Regions from separate parts of the Homo sapiens genome. Here all the other regions are linked to region 1. Evidence: chromatin contacts called from ENCODE Hi-C or POLR2A ChIA-PET data. All regions are on one chromosome and are shown on one strand. The core of a region is the stretch at or near the end of the contact, and the rest is flanking DNA. Distances in the headings are between cores, read along the strand shown. Region 1 holds the start of RBL1 (RB transcriptional corepressor like 1). Region 2 overlaps DLGAP4 (DLG associated protein 4). Region 3 has its middle 61 kb from the start of RPRD1B.

The links. Hi-C counts contacts between places; a loop is a spot of excess contacts on that map. ChIA-PET counts read pairs that join two places held with the same protein, here RNA polymerase II (POLR2A). Pooled maps may share reads with other maps.
Region 2: a loop to region 1 is called in a map of CD8-positive, alpha-beta T cell, with 12 times the contacts of the local background. The contact joins the enhancer-like site here to the promoter of RBL1 in region 1. A Hi-C loop is called at or near these places in 5 of 168 maps with a recorded cell type or tissue (B cell, CD4-positive, alpha-beta T cell, CD8-positive, alpha-beta T cell and 1 more), 6 of 37 single-sample maps with no recorded cell type and 15 of 50 pooled maps.
Region 3: a loop to region 1 is called in a pooled map, with 6 times the contacts of the local background. The contact joins the enhancer-like site here to the promoter of RBL1 in region 1. A Hi-C loop is called at or near these places in 1 of 37 single-sample maps with no recorded cell type and 2 of 50 pooled maps. POLR2A ChIA-PET finds 5 or more read pairs at or near these places in 2 of 52 experiments (H1 and activated CD4-positive, alpha-beta T cell).

What each region holds. Positions count from the first base shown.
Region 1 is chr20:37,094,572-37,097,271 of GRCh38, reverse strand. RBL1 (RB transcriptional corepressor like 1) reads left to right here and starts at 1,275. Exons shown (of 22, transcript NM_002895.5): 1 at 1,275-1,499. The coding sequence starts at 1,344. RefSeq lists enhancers at 817-866, 987-1,256, 907-1,583, 1,817-1,916 and a silencer at 1,487-1,546.
Region 2 is chr20:36,463,853-36,466,552 of GRCh38, reverse strand. The region is part of intron 7 of DLGAP4 (DLG associated protein 4); the gene reads right to left. Among named protein-coding and RNA genes, the nearest start is that of MYL9, 76 kb to the left of the region's middle. RefSeq lists a silencer at 753-1,047 and enhancers at 938-1,117, 693-1,618, 1,619-2,545. Within about 2 kb of position 1,397, at least 25 of the 41 ENCODE cell types and tissues checked have a DNase peak (open chromatin) inside an H3K27ac peak, as active enhancers do; they include CD4-positive, alpha-beta T cell and CD8-positive, alpha-beta T cell, where a contact is called at or near this core.
Region 3 is chr20:38,093,182-38,095,881 of GRCh38, reverse strand. No RefSeq gene overlaps it. Among named protein-coding and RNA genes, the nearest start is that of RPRD1B, 61 kb to the right of the region's middle. RefSeq lists silencers at 9-68, 2,681-2,700. Within about 2 kb of position 1,386, at least 20 of the 41 ENCODE cell types and tissues checked have a DNase peak (open chromatin) inside an H3K27ac peak, as active enhancers do.

The sequences.
Region 1 (2,700 bases), core at 26-2,525:
ACTGGTCTCAAACTCCTGGACTCAAGTGATCCACCTGCCTCGGCCTCCCAAAGTACTGGGATTACAGGCAAAGCAAATAATGGAACAACAAAAGAACGAAGACAGGGATTTATTGAAAACAAAAGTACACTCCATAGTGGGGAAGCGAACCCACGCAGCAGCTCAAGGGCCCAGACACAGAATCTTCTGGGGTCCAAATACCCTCTAGAAGTTTCCCATTGGCCACTTTATGCTCTCTTGATGTAACTGAAGTGGTAGCCCACAATCAGTCTGAGTGGTTGCAGAAAGCAACCAATCAGAGGCCAGGGTGAAGTTAACAAAATTATACTTCTATGCAAAGGAAGACTCTCCCGCCATCAGTCTGATTGGTTGTGGACAGCAACCGTTCAGAGGCTGGAGTGAAGTTACAAAGTTGCAAACAAAGACTGGAAGGCGCTCAGTGTGATTTGTTGCAGACAGCCAATTTCCCATCTGCCATGCAGAAAAGGTCCAAGGGAACAGCCTCTGGTTCTTTTGTTACTTAGGCGTGGAAAGTTGGGGTTTTCCTTTCAATTTAGTTCTAAGAAGTCACGTGAAACAGCCATAGGTTCCCTGCCTCCAGACCCTATTCTCCTGCCTCATTTACTGCAGTCTTCTCTGCCTGCCTCTTTTAGCGACTAGCATGAGATGAGGATTCGTCTTCTAATATCCGTCACCAATCCTTCCCCTCTGTCATTTAGCGAACCACTCACTGGGCACTAGGACTTTGGGGAGAGTCCCAAGAGGCCCCTCTTCGTCCAGGGGCTACTTTTTTCTCTTCCAGCCTCCATCTCCTAACTCAAGGGGTACAGCTCAGATTATGTTTGGCGCCCAGGGACAGTGACAAACCCAGGGCCCGTGGATAGAGGAGGCATCTCACTACGCTGCACGAGGCCACCTCGCAGTAGGCAGCCCAGCCCTGCCCCAAAACCCAAGAGCCTAACCAGGAAGACAGGGGGAGGCCGCGGGCTTCATCTCCCAAGAGATGGACTACACCTCCCAGCAGGCTCTGCGCGCGGGCTGAGGATCCCTCCGCTCTTTTTCTGTCCCGCCGGCTGGGCCCCCCGCGACCAGCCAAGGGCCAAGGACAGGTCTTTCAGAATCTGAGGTACATCTTCTTATCACATTTCCGGGGAGGGACTGCTAGGAGCTCCGGAGGAAAAACGGACTTTTTTTGAGGAGAAAAGCGGAGGCAGACGGTGGATGACAACACGTCCCGCAGCTGCAGATTTTCGCGCGCTTTGGCGCAGGTGGTTGTGGGTAGCGCGCCTGGGAGGGAGAAAGAAGTCGGGGGCCGTGGCGCGCAGCCCGCGGGGCCTGAAGGGATGTTCGAGGACAAGCCCCACGCTGAGGGGGCGGCGGTGGTCGCCGCAGCCGGGGAGGCGCTACAGGCCCTGTGCCAGGAGCTGAACCTGGACGAGGGGAGCGCGGCCGAAGCCCTGGACGACTTTACTGCCATCCGAGGCAACTACAGCCTAGAGGTGAGCGGCAGCAGGTGGGGCGGCCGGACCCTACCCTCGCCAGGCCCCACCCCTGCCCCGCCCCTTCCTCGGCCTATGGGGTGGTGGGAGTTTCCCCACCTAGGAGGGTCGCTGCGCAGCCAAGCGCCGAGGGGCGGGAAAGGTGGGTGTAGCTCAGCCAATCCACCCATCATTTTGAGGCGGGAAACTGAAGCTCAGGAAAGGAGCGGCCTAGGTCCCGCGCCGCTCAGACCCCAGGCTTCCTGACCACACTTCCCTCTACCCCGCCAAGCGCCACAAAAGTCATGGTGCTGCCCTTAAATCAGTAAGAACAAATATAATGGTAAAGTGAAAATGAACTGCATGCCAAGACATCACTGCCCAGAGCTTTAAATGGACCCTCAGTTCCGTCTGAACCCCTTCTGTGATCCCCATTTCACGCAAGAGGAAGCGGAGCCCTAGACGGGTTAAGCTACAGGCCCAAGGTCACACGGTTAGAGATGGAGCCAGACCCAGGGTCTGAGCCGTTTAACCTCCACCCTCTGCTTCACCAGGGTGGAGCTGCCGGTCGCTGTGCAGCAGTTTGATCAAAGCCAATGTGCACACGAAGCTGATCTCAGCCCTACGTTTCCTCCTCCGTCAGAGCATCGTCCTGATGCTTTGCATCAGTGTCTGGCTCTGAATAAAACAAATGTCAGTTATAATTACTTGATTTTTTTCCCCATCATTCTTGCATTTTATCCTCGCAACAGCCCTGTGAACATGGCATGGCAATGAGTATTAGACTGCTTTCCAGGTGATAATGGCAAGGCTCAGAAGGTTGTCTTGCCTAGGATTATTCTAATATAGAAACCCAGGCTGGGCGTGGCGGCTCACGCCTATAATCCCAGCACTTTGGGAGGCCAAGGCGGGCGGATCACTTGAGGCCAGGAGTTCGAGACTAACCTGGGCAACACGGCGAAACCCCATCTCTACTAAAAAAATACAAAAACTAGCTGGGTGTGGTGGCGCCTGCCTGTAATCTAGCTACTCGGGAGGCTGAGGCAGGAGAATTGCTTAAACCCAGGAGGCATAGGCCGCAGTGAGTGGAGATCACACCACTGCACTCCAGCCTGGGTGACAGCAAGACTCTATCTAAAAACAGAGAAAGAAACCCAGACGAGCATAAGCCCAGTGTAGACAGAATTGTGATGGAGTGTATTTCATGTAGCACCACTGGCCT
Region 2 (2,700 bases), core at 148-2,647, 630 kb after region 1:
AGAGAGATTTACACCACACACCTCATCAACCTCATTACATTCCTGTAAGGACTAGACTTCATTCCTGCTCAGGTGTTCAATTCCACAGCCTGCACCCTGGCCCAGTCTGACTTGACAGTGCCTGCTGCCAGGACCAAGTAGGGGAAAGGTGACTTGCTTCTGAAAACCACCAATCCCCACACAAAACAAAGCTGATGATGGTGATGACTGCCATTTATTGAGGGGCTGTTACTACACGAGTTCTCATTTCCATCCCAATCTGATAGGGAGGAAAACGGAGGTACAGAAAGCTGACTAATCCAAGGTCACACAGCAACAAGCTAGGCTGTCATGCAAACCAGGGTCCTCTCAGTTCAGCTTTTCCCAGGTTGCAGCCGACAGGCTCTCAGCACCAGCATCCTCTAGAGAGCTGGTTTAAAAACCTAGGGGCATGTGATTCCTGCCCCAAGACCTGCCAAATGAGAGTGTCTAGGGATGGAGCTTTATAAAGACAAGAAACCCAAATTTTATATATGAGAAAACTGAGGCACAGAAAGGTGGCGTGACCTGCCAAGGTCATGCCGTAAGCATCCTCAGGAGTCCTGCTGGGACTCCAGAGCCAGCAAGGACAAACTTCCTGGGGGAGGTGGCATTTGACAGTGTGGGCCTCTAGGGGAAGAGAGGGCACTATAGGGGAAGAGGACAGCATTAATAAAGGCTGAAGCGGGAAAGGACAGGCAACAACTTCTCAAAGTGGCTAGGGGAAGGAAGAAATACATACAGAACCACGATGACAGCCTTCCCGCAAGAGCCCATCTGAGCTTCTGGGAAGAAAGCCTGTGTGGCATTTACAATCTGCAGGTCTCCAGCAGTGGCCCTCTGGGTGTGTCTGGTTGCTGCTCAGGATGAGAAAGCCACGGGAGGTGGTGACTCAGTCCCCACCCAGCCTCCAGATAGCCTCCTTTTAAATTCAAGATGAGCTCAGAGACTGGGGAAATGTCAAGAAAACCCTCCTCCCAGAACAGATGGGAACAGACCCAGGGAAGGCGGCCTGAGGGGTAGGCTATCAGGCAGAAGCCATAAACCTGGAGAAACGCTGCGGGCTGTGGAGAAGAGGCCTGGGCTACAAGTTTGCCTGTCACTGCTGTGGCTGTGGGCCCCTGAGCAGGTCCTTGTCTCTCTCTGGGCCCCCTATTTTTCATTCACCTGTGAAACAGGGAGAACTCCACTGGCTTCCGACTTCCAGGCCTGTTGGTGGAGAACAATGGTCGGGAAAGAGCCTGGCTGATTACACAATGCCTCACACAGCCTGGGAGAGATGAGAAGATCACTCCTATTACTATTAGAATAGCCACAGGTGCTTTCCTAGTTATCTAAACCCCAACCACAGGGCATGCGGGGGTGGGGGGGATGGGGGGGGAACTGGGCTGTCTAGTTCCTACAAAGAGAAAAGTCACCCAGATGTTTTTGGGAAGGGAAAGTTCACATTTATTAAGTGCCTACTGTGCACCAGATTTAAAAAAAAATACATAATCTCATTTAATCCTCATCATAATCCTGTAGTACAGATCTTGAGTCCAGATAAGAAAACTGAAGCTCAAAGAAATAATTTGCCCAAGATTACAAACGCAGTGAATGATGGAGACTGATTAAAACCAGGCGTTTGTGGTTCTGAAACCCAGAGTTTCTACTCTCTGGAACAGTTTCTTCTTTTTTTTTTTTTGAGACAGAGTTTTGCTTTTGTCACCCATGCTGGAGTGCAATGGTGCAATCTCAGCTCACTGCAACCTCCGCTTCCCAGGTTCAAATGATTCTCCTGCGTCAGCCTCCCAAGTAGCTGGGATTACAGGCGTGTGCCACCACACCCAGCTAATTTTTGTATTTTCAGTAGAGACGGGGTTTCACCATGTTGGCCAGGCTGATGTCGAACCCCTGACCTCCAGTGATCTGCCCGCCTCGGCCTCCCAAAGTGTTGGGATTACAGGCGTGAGCCAGCGCGCCCGGTCGACAGGGTCTCATTTTGTTACCCAGGCTGGAGTGCAGTGGCATGATCTCAGCTCACTGCAGTCTCGACCTCCTGACCTTCTGGATTCAAGCTGTCCTCCTGCCTCAGCCTCCTCCAAGTAGCTGGGAATACAAGCGCATGCCACCACACCCAGCTAATTTTTGTATTTTTTGGAGCAACAGGGTTTTGTCTTGTTGCCCAAGCTGGTCTTGAACTCCTGAGCTCAAGCGACCTGCCTGCCTTGGCCTCCCAAAGTGCTAGGATTACAGGAGTGAGCCGCTGCTCACACAATTCTTGAGGGATTCCATGATTTCAGAATCAGTCTTAGGATAAGGAATGTTATTCCCATTTTATGGATTAGGAAGCTGAAGCCCAAAGGAAAGTGACATCCCTAAAAGTGGGTGAGATGTGGGAACTGGGATCCTGCACCCCTCACTTCCAGGCCAGGCACCAAGCCCTTCTTCTTTTCCACTGCAAGTAGCTGAAGTAAAGCACCAAGCACAGCGTACACAGTAAAAAGGTCAAAGGATGTTAGAGATTGTCATTATACACCAGGGGCAGGTGATAACAGCATGACAGTGACTTCTTCAAAGGCAGTGCCATGGAACAGGACCCAGAAGTCCTGGCTCAAACCTCTGTGGGTCCCTGGCCCTTCTGGGCCTCATCTCTTCATCTGTAAGACAAGGCGCTTGAACAGCTGATCTCATTCCCTGCAC
Region 3 (2,700 bases), core at 137-2,636, 1.0 Mb before region 1:
CTGCAATCGCAAAGCAACTTTGTCTCCTATGTCCCTTGAAATCCAATTTGTGGGGCTAATGTATCCTGTAACTCTCAAAGAAAAACCCAGGCCTCCATAACTTCTCTAGTCATTTTTATTTAAAAAAATTCCTGTAGTCACACTTAAAGTGTAAAAACAGTCTCATTTCAGAGATGTAAATGTGCAAGCCCATGTTACAATCAAAATAGCCTATCATGTGAAGGTGACCTCTCTGGGTCTGCTGGGGGCGAGAGGCCAGCATCTGGGAAGGGAGGCCAGCATCCGGGAAGGGAGGCCTCCCTTGTTTACCGTTTCTGACCCTTCCAGGGACACAGCAGTGGGAGTGAAGCAGCAGCAAGAGACAGTCCTTAAGGTCTGGTGGTGGTGACTGGGCGCTGCTGGGCAAAAGTTTAACAAAGTTTAACAGCTTCCTTCCCCCATGGGCTCCTCAGATGCTCCTTGGAGTGGTTCCTCCCCTCCCTTCCCCCAGTCTCCCATCCTCATCTCCCATCACCTGGGGTCTCTTGGGGTGAGGGTTTCTCCCTGGCTCTTTGCTCTACTCCTTCCTCAGCACTGTGAGTCTGAAGTTCGCCTCCTTGAAACCCCGGGCCTCTTGCCCAGGCTCTATCACCCCAGGATGCAGGCCAGTTCTTCTACATGCATGCTCTGCCCTGACAAACTCTAGGAGTGGAGTCTGCACCCAGCCTCTCCCTTGCTTCGTCATCAAACACTTAGCCAGCACTGGCATCTCATCCTTCAGACTTTTCCAGGCAGGGGTCTGTTTAATCCACCAGATCAGGGACACATACTAAGCTCCATGGAGGCCCTTTCCCCTAATCTTGAGATAAAGTGTAGGTGGCACCCACTGCTCCCACTAGGGAGATGCCAAACACACCAATGGCCCTTTTCAAATAATTCTCATCCCAAATCCTCTTCCTTTACCTCTTAACTCCTGACTCTTTTCATACCCTTAAAGTGGGTGAGGGGGGTTGAGGATGACAGGTTTTTGACCACTCTGTTGTAAATGCTGCAGATGGTCTAGCCATGTGGTCTCTATTACTCCTTCCAGCAGACATCTATTTTAATCTTGTTACATGTGTTTATAAATACCTGCATTCATTATTTAACATAGTAACAGCCACCACTGAGTCCCTAATTTGTACCAAAGCACTAGGCCCTTTTTACAAACATCTCAGTTATTAACAAGTATGTTGGTAACTACTTTCTTTCCTAAGAATTTGTATAGTGAGTATTTTAAAATCTATGGAGTACATTATTCAGGTACTGAGTTTATTAAGATTCTCAGTAGGAAGAAATATTCTGAAAACCTAGTCACAGGACTTCAGAGGTTACGTAATCAACCCTACTCATTTCCTGTAAGAAGCAGCTGAGGTCCCCAAGGGCTGAGTGACTTGCCCAAGGTCATCATAGTGAGAGGAGATGAGAAGATATGAGTTTTCACTCATCACAGCTGCCTCTTATTCACAAAAAATACTAGATAAATGGCCTGCTAATTTTAATATTTATCAAACCAATGGTAGAAATGAATTTTTAATGCAAAATAACTATTTGAGTCTAAAAAAAGTGAACACACTGGGCTTTCAACACTACATAAAGCTGTATGAATCCCAACCTACTGTACAGGAGAATGGATTCTTAATTGAATCTGTGCCTCAGAGTGGAAGCATGATTTTTAAATGGAAAATCCTACAGAGGTAGCAGTGAGCGATGAGCTTTAGCCAGATGAATTATTCCAGGAGAAAGTAAAAGAGGAAACCATGCTAGCAAATGGCTTTTTCTTAAAGATCCCAAATAAACCAAATATGAATTTTGTGCAGTGAACTACTGTGTTTACTCCCATCTTCCCGGTCGTGGCACTGTCTCCTGTGCCCCGATCTTTAGACTATGGTCTCCAGGGTTTCCTATGTATACACAGCACAATGGTGATACTATTCATTTCTCTAACAAATAGTACTGCGTGCCCAGGATATACCATCCAGAGTTCTCAGACTTCAGTCCCATATGCTTCTTATGCAGCACAACAATCGTAGCTTTTAGGGCTCGCAGAAAACCTAGAGATAATTTAGTCCAATACTACATTTTGCAGGTAAGAAAGCTGAGGCTGGCTGTGGTGGCTCATGCCTACAATCCTAGCACTTTGGGAGGTCAAGGCGGGAGGATTGCTTGAGCCCAAGAATTCGAGACAAGCCTAGACAACATAGTGAGTCCCTATCTCTAAAAAAAGTCAAGAAAAGAAAAAAATTGGCCAGGCGTGGGTAGATGCCTGTAGTCCTAGCTCCTTGAGAGGCTGAGATAGGAGGATAGCTTGAGACGAGGAGATTGAGGCTGCAGTGAGCTAAGGTTGCACCAGCCTGGGCAAGAGTTAGATCCTGTCTCAAAAAGAAAAAAAAAAAAAAAAAAAAAAAAAAGAAAGAAAAAACTGAGGCCCAGAGAGGAAAATACCTTGCCCAGGAAGGTGACACAGAGAGTTAATGGCTCTAGTCACAAAGGATAAGCATTTTGACAGATTCATGGACTCTTGGGTAGCTCCATCTTCAGCTCTGAAGACCTCAAAGTCATTTTGTAGCCTGAAGTGCTAATTAAACCAGAAGAATCATGGACTTACTATTTATAGGGAGGAGTGAAGAAATTAGACCATGAAATCTGGGGACACAGAAGGAGATCTTGTCTCTTGAGATT